3 separate regions of the Homo sapiens genome follow, and regions 1 and 2 are each linked to region 3. A link is a contact called in ENCODE Hi-C or POLR2A ChIA-PET data. All regions are on one chromosome and are shown on one strand. Each heading gives the region's core, a stretch centred on a gene start or an enhancer-like site at or near the end of the contact. The rest is flanking DNA. Distances are from core to core; before and after follow the strand shown.

Region 1 (3,650 bases), core at 354-2,853, 670 kb after region 3:
AACAAGGCACCCACCTCCTCTGCCTGGAGTTGCTTTCAGACAGAAAACGGGAAGCAGGACAGTGGGGGCAGGGCAGGAGTGGAGTGAGGAGCAGGAATCTGTCCCAGGGGGCACCCCACCCCAGTTGCCCTGCTCAAGAGAAGGACCTGTATCAAGGGCAGGCTTGGATTCAGGGTGTGAAGGACAGCTGGAGGGGGTGGAGAAGACATTTCAAAGGGAAAGCCTGTATGAAGACCTCAAGAAGTGGAAACTGGTGCAAAGTGGTGCGTGTTGGGGGTGGTGGCTGGGCAAATGGCAGGATGGGCTGAGCTCTGGGAGATGCAGCTGGTCCGTGGGGCCTTGCATGCCAGATCAGGAAGTGTGGTCCTTCCCTTTGGGGCTTTGTCAGAAGGAGGATGACCCAATTAGAGCTGGGATTGGGCCCTGGGAGCTGATGGAAGTTGAGAGAGACTGGGGTGGTGGTGATCCACAGAACAGCTGGGCAGCTTGGCAGCTGGTCAGTGGGTTTGCAATCGTGTACGTGAGTGTGCAGACCCATGTCCAGCTGCAATCACACCTGCCTTGACTCTCTGCAAGCCCTGGAGCCATAGCTTCCTCCTCTCTGCCCCTAGGAATGTAGTGCCTCTTAGAAGGTGGGGGTTCCCTCCATTAAAGCTGGGGGTCTGGGAGGAGTCTATTTGCTCTGATCTGGCTTTGGAGGAAGGGTGGCAGCTCTATCAGAGGCTGTTGTATAAAGGCACACAAATGCCCAAGGTCACTAATCCGCCCTTTGGGCCTAGAGAAGTTGAGGGCATGACTTTGGAGCCAGAGGAAACCTGGAGCCTCCAAGGATCCCCCTGGAAACTTGGGTCAGCATAGTGCTTAGTTCCCCTGTGGGGCCTCAAACTTTCATGACCCTGAAAGGGAGTGCTTGGTTAAATTCTGCATCCTAGGCACTTAACTTACCTCACTCTAGTCCTGGCTTAACCCCACTCTACACCCCCGACCCCCAGCTCCATTGTCTCCTCCTGAGGCTGTTCCTGGAGTCAGCCAAACCCAGGGCCAGCCCTGGTTCCACTGTGGCAGAGGGTTGACCTCTGCCAAATAACCTCTGGTGGGCATCAGTGAAATAACAGATCACGGAGAGAGATCTCAGGGTCCTGGCCTTCCCGCAGACCTGTGGAGGCCTGGCTGGGAACTGGCTCAAGTGTGCTTGATCCTGGCCAGAGCAAGGACCAGAGTGACTCAGGCCCAAATCCCGAGATCCAGCAGCTTCTGGTAAAGTCAAGCCATTGGGAAGCCCCGGGGTGTCCCCCGCCCCCACCCCAGGCCTGAGCCCAGGGAGGCCCTGGCAGGCCCGCCCCGCCCAGAGCTCATTAAAGCGGATTCCCGCCTGGGGAGGCGCGGGCTTCCCGGAGCCCGGCTGGCACCCAGGGGGAAGGCGGGGAGCGCACACTTTGGGGACGGCGATGGACTCCCGCTGGGCCCGGGTGCGACCAAGGCGTGGCGCAGAGTGGCAGGGCCCCGGCGGCGGCGACAGGGGCTTCCCTGTCTGCCCTCCCTAGAGGGCCCAGGAGGAAAAGACAGCGCCGGAGCCGGGGCGGGCGCGGAGGGAGGGGCGGCGCCCGGAGTGACACGGCCTGTCACCGAGGAGGCCGGCGCGCAGACCCTCCCCGCGGCCGCCGGCAGCCAGGGATTCCCCGGGCGAGGAGACCCTCCCCTGGCAGCCGCCAGCCGCGCCCGGGCCCATCTGCGACCCCGGCCGCGAAGGCATCCCGGGGTGGCCAGCAGTGAGGCCGAGCGGACGGGAGAGGCGCCCCGGGCCGGCGGCGGGGTCCCCGTGCTCGGCGACAGGAAACTCTGGGGAGTGAATGGAAAGAAGTGGGTGGTCCGGCCCCTGCGACTTCCCCTGACATCACTGCCCAAATAAGGAGCTTCCAAGCGGCCGCGGGGCGGCCCGGAGCCGCGCCCGCCGCCGGCGCCCGCCCGCCAGCCCGCCCCGCGCCCACCCCGCGCCGCGTGGGCCGCCAGCGAGCGCCTGGGGCACCGCCGGGCGGAGCCGAGCCGGGCGGAGCCGAGCGCGCGGGCGCTGCCGAGCCGCGCGGAGGCCGGGCGCGCAGCCCAGCGCAGCCCAGTCCAGCGCGGCGCAGCCCAGCCCAGAGCAGCGGAGCCTCGGCCGCCCGCAGGTAAGCAACGAGCGCCCCGCGCGCCGCGCCCCCGCCGCGGCCTGGCAGCCCAGGGACCGGGCACCGCCGAGCGGGCGGCAGAGGGACCGGAGGGAGCCGCGTCGGTGGGAGAGGGCTGGGCGCGGGCGCGCTTGCAGTAGTGCGTCGGTGCCAACTCCCGGGACCCTTGGAGTGAGGGGCCCCGGCTTCTTCGCAGCCTGCGGTGGCCTGATGCACGCGCTCTCAGCCAGCGTTTTCCAGACACTACTTCTGTCACCACCCTAGGGCGACACAAGCGTTCCCGCGTTCACACACTTCTCTGGCACACTCGCGCCTGGCACGGCCGTTGGCGTGCACAGCCTCCTGTGTCCAGCGCAGACTCTCACCCCGGCGCGGCGCTCACCCCTCGCACCCACGCATACCGTGGGACACGGCACACCCGGCGGGAGCTGCTGAATGGGTTTGGCAGCCCTAGCTTCCCCCAAGGCCATGCAGTTTCAGTCTGTCAGAGCCCACCAGCCTGGGGCTCCTCGGGGCTCATTGGGAGTGAGTTAAACTAGCATTGCTCTGGATCCTCCGAGGAGCCCCTCCTCCCGGCATAATGACAGCTGGCACTGGGGGTACATCCTAGCGGGTTGTACCTGGCATGGTCAGGAGGGTGTGGCGACTGGGAGAGATCTACTCCCACTTCACAGCCTGGATGTTTCCAGAGCGGCTTCTACTCCAGGGGCATTTCTGAGAGCACCCTCCCCAACCCCCCTTAATCAGAGCAGGGTGCTTGGGCTTCAGACAGAAGTGGTGGTGGCTGCAAAACAGGTGCAGATAGCATCAGCCTTGGCATCTTGCAGGGATCTCTGCATAGTGGCCACAGTTGTTTATCTATAAAAATATAATGTATTGATTGATGTTTCATCAAGGACATAGGGGAAACTGATAGAGCCAAATTATGGGTCTATCCCTTAGTGACTCTGGGCAGACTCGTTCGTCTCTTTCAGGCTATGTTTTATCAAAAATGGAATGAGTGTCCCCAGAGGTATGTTTTTAAGAAAGATTGAGATCACGTAAGTAAAAAATGTTTTGTAGATGTAAAGCCTTGTGCACGTGCCAGTAACTGTGGTTTGGATGATTTCTGGGCTGGTAGTTGTCATGGCTCTGCTCTGTGACTTAGAACACCCTTTCTGTTCCATCATCTGCAAAAAAGGGGTCATTAATAAGTGTCCTGTGTGCCTAGTAGCAGATTTTCCCAGTGTGTTCAGTGGATTGTTAGTTCTGAAAGCTGTTCCACCAGTAAAGGTTTCCCTGTTAGAGTAAGAATGGCAAATTGTGCAAGCTCTCTATTACCCTTTTGGCCAATTACAATCCATACTGGCAAATGAAAGGCTCTGAGAAGTCCTGCAATAAAAGACTCTTTAACTTTGTCCAACCCAGCATTTTTTTTCTAGTTGCGGGCCCTTTTCAAGTTAGTAGGCTTGCTCTCCAAGGAAACAGTGCTTCAGGGGCTACCCA
Region 2 (3,886 bases), core at 1,266-3,765, 590 kb before region 3:
TCAGACAAGCAACAGGTTTTATAATTTTTTTATTACTGATTTTGTTATTTTTATATCAGCCTGAGTCTCCTGTGCCCACATCCCAGGCTTCACCCTGAATGGTTCCATGCCTGAGGGTGGAGACTAAGCCCTGTCGAGACACTTGCCTTCTTCACCCAGCTAATCTGTAGGGCTGGACCTATGTCCTAAGGACACACTAATCGAACTATGAACTACAAAGCTTCTATCCCAGGAGGTGGCTATGGCCACCCGTTCTGCTGGCCTGGATCTCCCCACTCTAGGGGTCAGGCTCCATTAGGATTTGCCCCTTCCCATCTCTTCCTACCCAACCACTCAAATTAATCTTTCTTTACCTGAGACCAGTTGGGAGCACTGGAGTGCAGGGAGGAGAGGGGAAGGGCCAGTCTGGGCTGCCGGGTTCTAGTCTCCTTTGCACTGAGGGCCACACTATTACCATGAGAAGAGGGCCTGTGGGAGCCTGCAAACTCACTGCTCAAGAAGACATGGAGACTCCTGCCCTGTTGTGTATAGATGCAAGATATTTATATATATTTTTGGTTGTCAATATTAAATACAGACACTAAGTTATAGTATATCTGGACAAGCCAACTTGTAAATACACCACCTCACTCCTGTTACTTACCTAAACAGATATAAATGGCTGGTTTTTAGAAACATGGTTTTGAAATGCTTGTGGATTGAGGGTAGGAGGTTTGGATGGGAGTGAGACAGAAGTAAGTGGGGTTGCAACCACTGCAACGGCTTAGACTTCGACTCAGGATCCAGTCCCTTACACGTACCTCTCATCAGTGTCCTCTTGCTCAAAAATCTGTTTGATCCCTGTTACCCAGAGAATATATACATTCTTTATCTTGACATTCAAGGCATTTCTATCACATATTTGATAGTTGGTGTTCAAAAAAACACTAGTTTTGTGCCAGCCGTGATGCTCAGGCTTGAAATGCATTATTTTGAATGTGAAGTAAATACTGTACCTTTATTGGACAGGCTCAAAGAGGTTATGTGCCTGAAGTCGCACAGTGAATAAGCTAAAACACCTGCTTTTAACAATGGTACCATACAACCACTACTCCATTAACTCCACCCACCTCCTGCACCCCTCCCCACACACACAAAATGAACCACGTTCTTTGTATGGGCCCAATGAGCTGTCAAGCTGCCCTGTGTTCATTTCATTTGGAATTGCCCCCTCTGGTTCCTCTGTATACTACTGCTTCATCTCTAAAGACAGCTCATCCTCCTCCTTCACCCCTGAATTTCCAGAGCACTTCATCTGCTCCTTCATCACAAGTCCAGTTTTCTGCCACTAGTCTGAATTTCATGAGAAGATGCCGATTTGGTTCCTGTGGGTCCTCAGCACTATTCAGTACAGTGCTTGATGCACAGCAGGCACTCAGAAAATACTGGAGGAAATAAAACACCAAAGATATTTGTCTCTAGAGGCTCAGCTGACAAAATCTGGGAGAAGTTTGCTTTTGTAACTACAGGCAGGCTTTTTTCTCCCTGACATGAAGAGGGGTTGTAAGAAGGGTGTGAGAAAGGAAAACTGGTACTTAGCAAATGGAAATACCTATATGTATTACCATTAGGTATAAAGAATCTATGAGGACATCCATCTGCATCTCAACAAAGAAGAGCAGGTTGCGAAGAATATGCCCTGCCTGAGCCTGGGGACAGGGCGGTTAACTGGTGAAGGGCTGAGGCCAGATGAAAGGAAGCCTTATCGTGTGCTCCCAAAAGACTTCTGTTGAAAGGAGTTATCCGGGTCCCCGTGCGGGAGGGGGTGCGGGGGCAGGGCAAGAAGGAGAGGCCGGGGGCCCAGGTATCTTACTCCTACGACGCTGCTCACTCAGGGCTGTCCCCACTGGACCAGAAAGGAAACAGACGGGGTGGGGTGGGGTGGGGTGGGGTGGGGATGGGTGGGAGCCCCGCGCCGGTGGCCGGACGCGAGGACTACAAGGCGGATGGCGGGCGGAGCTCATTCACACTCGAGGGCCCAGAACGTTGGCAGAGCCAGGCAGCACCCGAGCCCCGCCCCGGCCCAGAGGTTCAGACCCCGGTCTGAAAAGGCCCGACAATCCACTCGCAGCTGCCTCCCGCCCTGGGTCAGTATCGACGTCCCCGAGCACCGCCATTTCCCAAACTGCAAAATGTCAGCGCAGGCGCAGGGAAGCCGGCCCGCCCTCAGCGTGGTCCAGAGTGCCGCGACGGCACAGCTGCCGGTCGGTCCCCTGACGCCTTTCCTCTAGGGGCCGCAATCCACCCCGGGGTAGAAGATTTGGGGCCAAGGTTCGGCCGCCTACTGCCGGGGTCGATGGCGCATCCTCTCCAGACCTCACAGCGGTCCCCTAAGCCGGGCCACCGGCGGCGCACGGACACGATTGGGGATGGGCGGGGCCAGGTGGTTTCTCCACCAATCAGAGGCGCATTGTTGGGCCCGACGAGGGGCGGGCTCCAAGACTCCACCAATCACACCCTGGCGGTTCCAGGCGCTGGCCCTTGGGGACGACCTGGGCGCCTGCTTGCCAGGCGATGCGGTTTACTCTGGAGGGGGTGACGGTGACTTGTGTATCGCTGGGCATCCCTGGGGACGTAGCTCACCCGGGTTCCTATCCCGCGTAAGGTGACGTCTACGGTTTCTGACGAAAAGGGGTAAATAGATAACGGGACTGTTCTCCAGGCCACCATCTTTTCCCAGCAGTGCTTAGTTGTTTCACTGACAGTGTTATGAGATCTTTCATTTGAAATCTTAGGCGCAAAATCTCCTCTCCCTGGAAGCCTTCTGGATCAGGTTTTCCCGGGAACACTACATCGGCTTGTATTTCCTCCATCAAAGCGCTCTCCACGCTGTACCGGAATTGAGTGTCTTTCCACCACATTGGGGGCGGGGGCGGGGACGAGGGCGGGGGTTGGGGGGGTAGGGCAGCTGCCGCAGGAACAGGACTGAGCCATTCCTTGGTCCCCACTTCCCACCACAGACTCTGGTCAGGATTATTGAATGAATGAAGTAGAATTTAGAAGCCAAGAAGTTCTGAAATCTGAATTCTTACAGTGCAATTTTAGGTAGACGATCTGACAATTCAGGATGTATTTAATAATAGGGAAAGGATATCATTCTTTTCTGTCAACTACATTTTTAATGACCCCTTTTTCATTCTGTGATTTTTATTTCATAAGTCTCCTACAGTTCTGGTCCGTCTGTCCATTGCAATTGCTGGGCCTACTGCTGGCCACTCATCACCTCTCCCAGGATCACTGCAACTGCCTTCTCACTGATCTCTGTGCTTCCTGCTTCCTCCTCATTCTCCACACTGCAATCGATGATCTTCCTAAAATTCAAATCTAGTTATGTCTCTCTCCTACTTAAAAACCTTCCTGGGTTCCTCATTTCTCTCAGGATAATGTCTGTGTTTCTTAACCTGAAAATTCAAGTCATTCATGATCAAGCTCTCGACCTCACCACTGCCCCCACTCAACCCCAACCCTATCCTCCAGCCATCCATCCACTCTGTTCTCTGATCACGTTCTCCTTCTCCTCTGGGCCTCTGAAGTTTCCTCCGAAGAGACTGCCCTCCCACCTACTCCTGTTATCCACTAGGTGATCACACCCCACCACAGCTCAAGGAGTGAGAGAACAGAAGCTGCTAGTTGGGAGTCTGGCTCATCCATTCATTGGCACATTCCTGCCAACTAGTGGCTGTTTTGTGAACATTTTGATCAGGGCAGGGTTTAACCTCACACTTTCAGGGTTTCAGAGATACTACGTTGCTTTGGAGGGAACCCTTGACTGGTCCTACTACAACAAATCCATCTGGTAACCCTGACCCTGGCTTCCCAAATGATCTTCCTAAAAATGTGTTCTGAC
Region 3 (4,164 bases), core at 279-2,778:
CCTGTAATCCCAGCTACTTAGGAGGCTGAGGCAGGAGAATCACTTGAACCCGGGAGTTGCAGTGAGCTGAGATCGCGCCACTGCACTCCAGCCTGGGCGGGAGAGCAGGATTCCCTCTTAAAAAAAAATTGCAAACCCCCTTCCTCCAGTTTTCCTCATACCCCTTACCCTGGTGTATTTTTTTTTCCCCATATGCCTTCTAACATATTACATAATTCTCTTACATTTATCATCTTTCTCCTTATATTAGAATGAAAGCTCCAACAGGGAAGGGTATTTGTTTTCTCTCTCTCTTCTGTTTACTGATACATCCCAAGCACTAAAATAGTGTCTGGCAACCTTAGTAGTGATTGGCAAATATTTGTTGAGTGAATGAGTACATGAATCTTCAGAATCTTGCTAGTCTTATAAAGAAAAGGAATATGTGAATACTTTGAATCTCCAGTGCCTAGAAATGCTTGACCAAACGGCAGGTGTTCAATGTTTACTGAAGGAATTGTGTGCTCAGATCTGCTGGAGGTCTTTATCTGAACCCTTTGAGACTATGTCAAAAAAGTACCCAGGGCCAATTCACTCATGCCTCTCCTTTTCCTCTCATCCAATCAGCCTAGTATTCATCTAACAAATATCTAAGTCTCCAAATATTGAGCCACCCATTGTGAGTTCAAAAGCGTGTTTGGCGCTGCAGGGGAATATGTGACTAACGCGAATGAAGCAACAGCAAATACTACACTGGAATGTAATTAAGTGTGAAATTATAGGGCAGATTATCAGTGCTAATAGTTTAGAGAAAGAATCAGTGAAGACTGACGTAGAAGTAAATTCCAAAGTTCACTCGTCGACCAAACTACCCTTCTAAACGCTCCACCTACTGATAGTAGTACCATAACCTGGGTAGCTACCTTGAGAATTAGAAGGGCCTTTAGAGGTCCAACTCCTTTAAGAAAGAAAGAAAGACCAGGCACGGGAAAGGCCTCCGCAGACATGAGTCTAGCACCTGGGACTCATGAAGTTCTGAAAAGAGGGGTGTCCTGAAGGTCCAAGGCGCCTTTGTTGGGGGTCCCGGAATCCGCGGTGTGCCAGGTCGGAAAAGGCGTCCGCTTTCCTGGAGAGGAGGCTAAGGTGCCGGGCGCTTCGGTGAGGTGGCGGATGTTGGGGGGCGGGGGAGGGCAGAAGGCACCATTCCTTCGGGGCATGGGGCCCCAGGTATCCGTGGGCAGGGTCCAAAGCCACCGATCCCTACTGTCCTCAACTGCGGGGTTGCCTCCGCCGCCTTTGCTCCCAGACGCCACTCCGAGGCACAAGGACCCCAAGTCGCTCGGAACTGCCGGCCGCTAGATGACACCGGCTGCGCCGATGCAGAGCCTCGGGAGTCTCAGGGCACTACTTGTCCCAGCGGAGGGATCCTGCGTGCGTCGAAGCGACCGTGACCGCGCAGGGACTTGACGCCGCTGACGCCGGGCCGGCGGCGCAGCGACGCCGCAGGAGGCGGTGGCGGCGAGGGCGGGCGGGGGATGCGGGTCGGGAAGTAGTTCCGGGTGCGCGGCCCCGGATGTTGGCTGCTCTTGCTGCCGCCGCCGCTCTCGGGGCTGCTCGGGGCCTCGACCGCTCGCAGTAGGCACCGTTGGGACCTTTCCCGGGGGGGCGGAGACGCACGGAGCGGCCGGGGGCTCGGCCGGGCCGTCCCGGCCTGCGCAGCCTGAGGTAAGTGCCCCCCGCCAGGGCGGCCGGGCCTGGGCGGCGGGCGAGGAGGCGGGGCTGTGGCATCTCCCGGGACGGAGGCAGGGGCTGTCCTCCGCGAGACGCCCTCTCTCTTCCAGCCGCAGCCGCGTTGCGGGGTGGGCGGCGGGTGGGGCAGGGGGCCTGGGCCCCGGCTGGGGCCTGGCGGACGCCGAGGGCTGGGTCCTTCCCTCCCCCGCGGCGCTTCTCAGCTGCTGCTGCCCCTCAGCTGGGAAGCAGCGGCTTCGCGTCTCCCGCCCCTCCCCCAGGCGGGGCACCGGGGAACCAGACGTGGATCCCGGGGGCGCCTAGTCCGAGGGCAGCGACCGTCTCCTTCCCTCCATGACCTGTCCCTTGGCCTGGGCTAGCCCCCGACCCCGGCACTCTGCGGCTTCTTCCCTTTAAGCTTGGGGGCGCTTTTCTGCCGGCAGGGCGGGCTGTACCTCACGCCTTGGAGTGGCCCTTTGGGGAGAGGAGGCCCATGCGAGGGTGCTTGCGTTCCCGCCCATCCTGTGTCTGTGTCCTTTGCTGGGATTAGGGCAAAGGCAGCCGTTCCATGCGGACGTGTTGCTGTCCTGTGTGTGTTGCATCCTGCCCACGTGGTAGAGTGTCTCCCGCCCCCCCTCCCAGCTCCATTTTTGCAGCTGGTGAGGAGGGAGGTTAACGGGATGGTTTTTCCTCTGTGATTTCCTCCGGGTGGCGTGGAAGGTGTTAGGGTCAGTTTGCTTTGCCGAGGCCGGCTGTTGGTTAGATGAAGAATCGAGAGTTGTACTCTGAAATTGAGGCCAGTAGGGGACATAACAGGGCTTAGTTTCATTAACATCTTTTTTCCTCTTCCATTAGCTGCTCTTATTCTTTTCTCTGTTGCTTAATTATAGAGAATAAGCGCTTGCTACCGATGCATTCAGGTGTATAGTTTTCATTTCTCTGTTTTACTTTTTGTGTGTCTGGTTAGCAAAGGTTTTACTATTCCGTGTTGGTGCATTCCACGTCTGTGTTGTCCCTGGTTGGATTCCTGAATGAGTTAGAGCCATTCACTCTAATTCCTGAAGGAGTTAGAGATTGGTGGGCACCTTTTTGGTCTTTTTCTGAGATTTATTTGTGTGTGTTTTCTTCCTTCTATTTTGTTTCCCAGTGAAAAAGCGTGATGTCATAGGAGCGTTATATGCATAGCTCTTTTTCTCACAAGGCAGCACTAGTTTCACCTAGTCACTTATTTTGTAGAAGCTCTTTTACTTCACTTTTCCTCTTACTCTGTTGAGTACCCATTGCACACTCTTTTTTTGAAACTGGTTTGAAACATGGTTTGAGTAGTTTTTTTCTTAATGTCTCTTCCAGATTAGGGTTTCCATCTTCTGTTTTGCTGTTTTGAGACCACAGATTGTTCCCGCAATAACAGTGAGAGAAGCCTATTCCTCCTGGTCCCTAGCAAATATTTATAGAAAAGCAGTAACTCCTCTCTTTTTCTGAGTGGTATATATTATATAGACGTGATTAAGTTTTTTAGTTTCTTAGATAAATAGGAGGATTTCTCTTTTTGCTTTTGTGTCTCAGAATTGAGGTGAATCTTCTTGGTTTTGTGCTGCCGAGGACAAAACTGGGAAGTTTCTCATGCTTTCATTAGATTTTTTTTGGATGAGGCTAGAACGTGTTTATTTTGGCTCTTTTTTGTTCATTAGTTTGGGTAAAATAAAAAAACTTAATGTTTCAAAGTCACTTACTAGATTCCAAAGTGGCCTGCATTCTCACTTTTTCACATTGTACATTCTTTGAGTATATTTTTGACATTTTTTTCCTTTTATCTGGTACAGTTCGTATATTCCCTTTCCTTCTATGTAGAATGAAAATATTTAAATATAGATTTTAGATTATATTTTTTCATTATGCTAAGTATGGGTGGGGCAGTGGAAAATGGAGAATGTTGTTCTGATACATACTGAGGCTTTTTGTTTTTTTTTGGTAAGTCAGCATTTGTGTACTTCTGTAAAGTACCGAGTTATCTATGTGTGAAGTCTGTATGAAGAGACGAATAAGATACGTGGTCTCTTGGAAAGCTTCAACTTATATCGAAAGAACAGAGTTTCTTTTTCTGTTCGGGAAACATGTACATCATTCAGAATTATCAAACTGCATCAAACTTCTCCTTGGGATAACAGTACAACCAAGGTCAAAAGTGTAAGGGACATTTGAGAAAGATACAAATTTCCAAAGGGAAAGAGGTGTATTTCAGGAGAGTGAAGGGGCCTGTGCAAAGCGAGAGAAGTGGCAATGTACAAATGATATCAAGGAGCTTGACTGTCAGATCATCTGTGTTGGTGAATAATAATAAATGAGTTTAGGATTGGTGAGGGGGTATTGATGGAGGATCTTTCAAGGATAGAGGGTTTAGTTTGATAGGGTACCACAATGGGTTCTAAAGAATGAGAGTAAGATGATGCATCTTGT

Evidence for each region. A loop is a pair of places that touch in the nucleus more often than their neighbours do. ChIA-PET counts read pairs that join two places held with the same protein, here RNA polymerase II (POLR2A). Pooled maps may share reads with other maps.
Region 1: a map of ascending aorta shows a loop between it and region 3 (2.7-fold over the local background). The contact joins the enhancer-like site here to the promoter of FOXJ3 in region 3. A Hi-C loop is called at or near these places in 1 of 168 maps with a recorded cell type or tissue (ascending aorta) and 8 of 50 pooled maps. POLR2A ChIA-PET finds 5 or more read pairs at or near these places in 1 of 52 experiments (MCF 10A).
Region 2: a loop to region 3 is called in a map of CD8-positive, alpha-beta T cell, with 9 times the contacts of the local background. The contact joins the enhancer-like site here to the promoter of FOXJ3 in region 3. A Hi-C loop is called at or near these places in 4 of 168 maps with a recorded cell type or tissue (CD4-positive, alpha-beta T cell, CD8-positive, alpha-beta T cell and ascending aorta) and 12 of 50 pooled maps. POLR2A ChIA-PET finds 5 or more read pairs at or near these places in 1 of 52 experiments (PC-9).

Annotation. Positions count from the first base shown.
Region 1 is chr1:41,660,649-41,664,298 of GRCh38, reverse strand. All of the region lies in intron 2 of HIVEP3 (HIVEP zinc finger 3), which reads left to right. Among named protein-coding and RNA genes, the nearest start is that of EDN2, 180 kb to the right of the region's middle. RefSeq lists a silencer at 1,317-2,196. Within about 2 kb of position 1,603, at least 31 of the 41 ENCODE cell types and tissues checked have a DNase peak (open chromatin) inside an H3K27ac peak, as active enhancers do; they include ascending aorta, where a contact is called at or near this core.
Region 2 is chr1:42,922,945-42,926,830 of GRCh38, reverse strand. It overlaps SLC2A1 (solute carrier family 2 member 1), which reads left to right. Exons shown (of 10, transcript NM_006516.4): 10 at 1-1,478. Among named protein-coding and RNA genes, the nearest start is that of SLC2A1, 34 kb to the left of the region's middle. RefSeq lists enhancers at 2,149-2,238, 2,659-2,788, 3,445-3,564. Within about 2 kb of position 2,515, at least 39 of the 41 ENCODE cell types and tissues checked have a DNase peak (open chromatin) inside an H3K27ac peak, as active enhancers do; they include CD4-positive, alpha-beta T cell, CD8-positive, alpha-beta T cell, PC-9 and 1 more, where a contact is called at or near this core.
Region 3 is chr1:42,332,599-42,336,762 of GRCh38, reverse strand. FOXJ3 (forkhead box J3) reads left to right here and starts at 1,528. Exons shown (of 13, transcript NM_014947.5): 1 at 1,528-1,704. RefSeq lists a silencer at 1,492-2,011 and an enhancer at 1,596-2,553.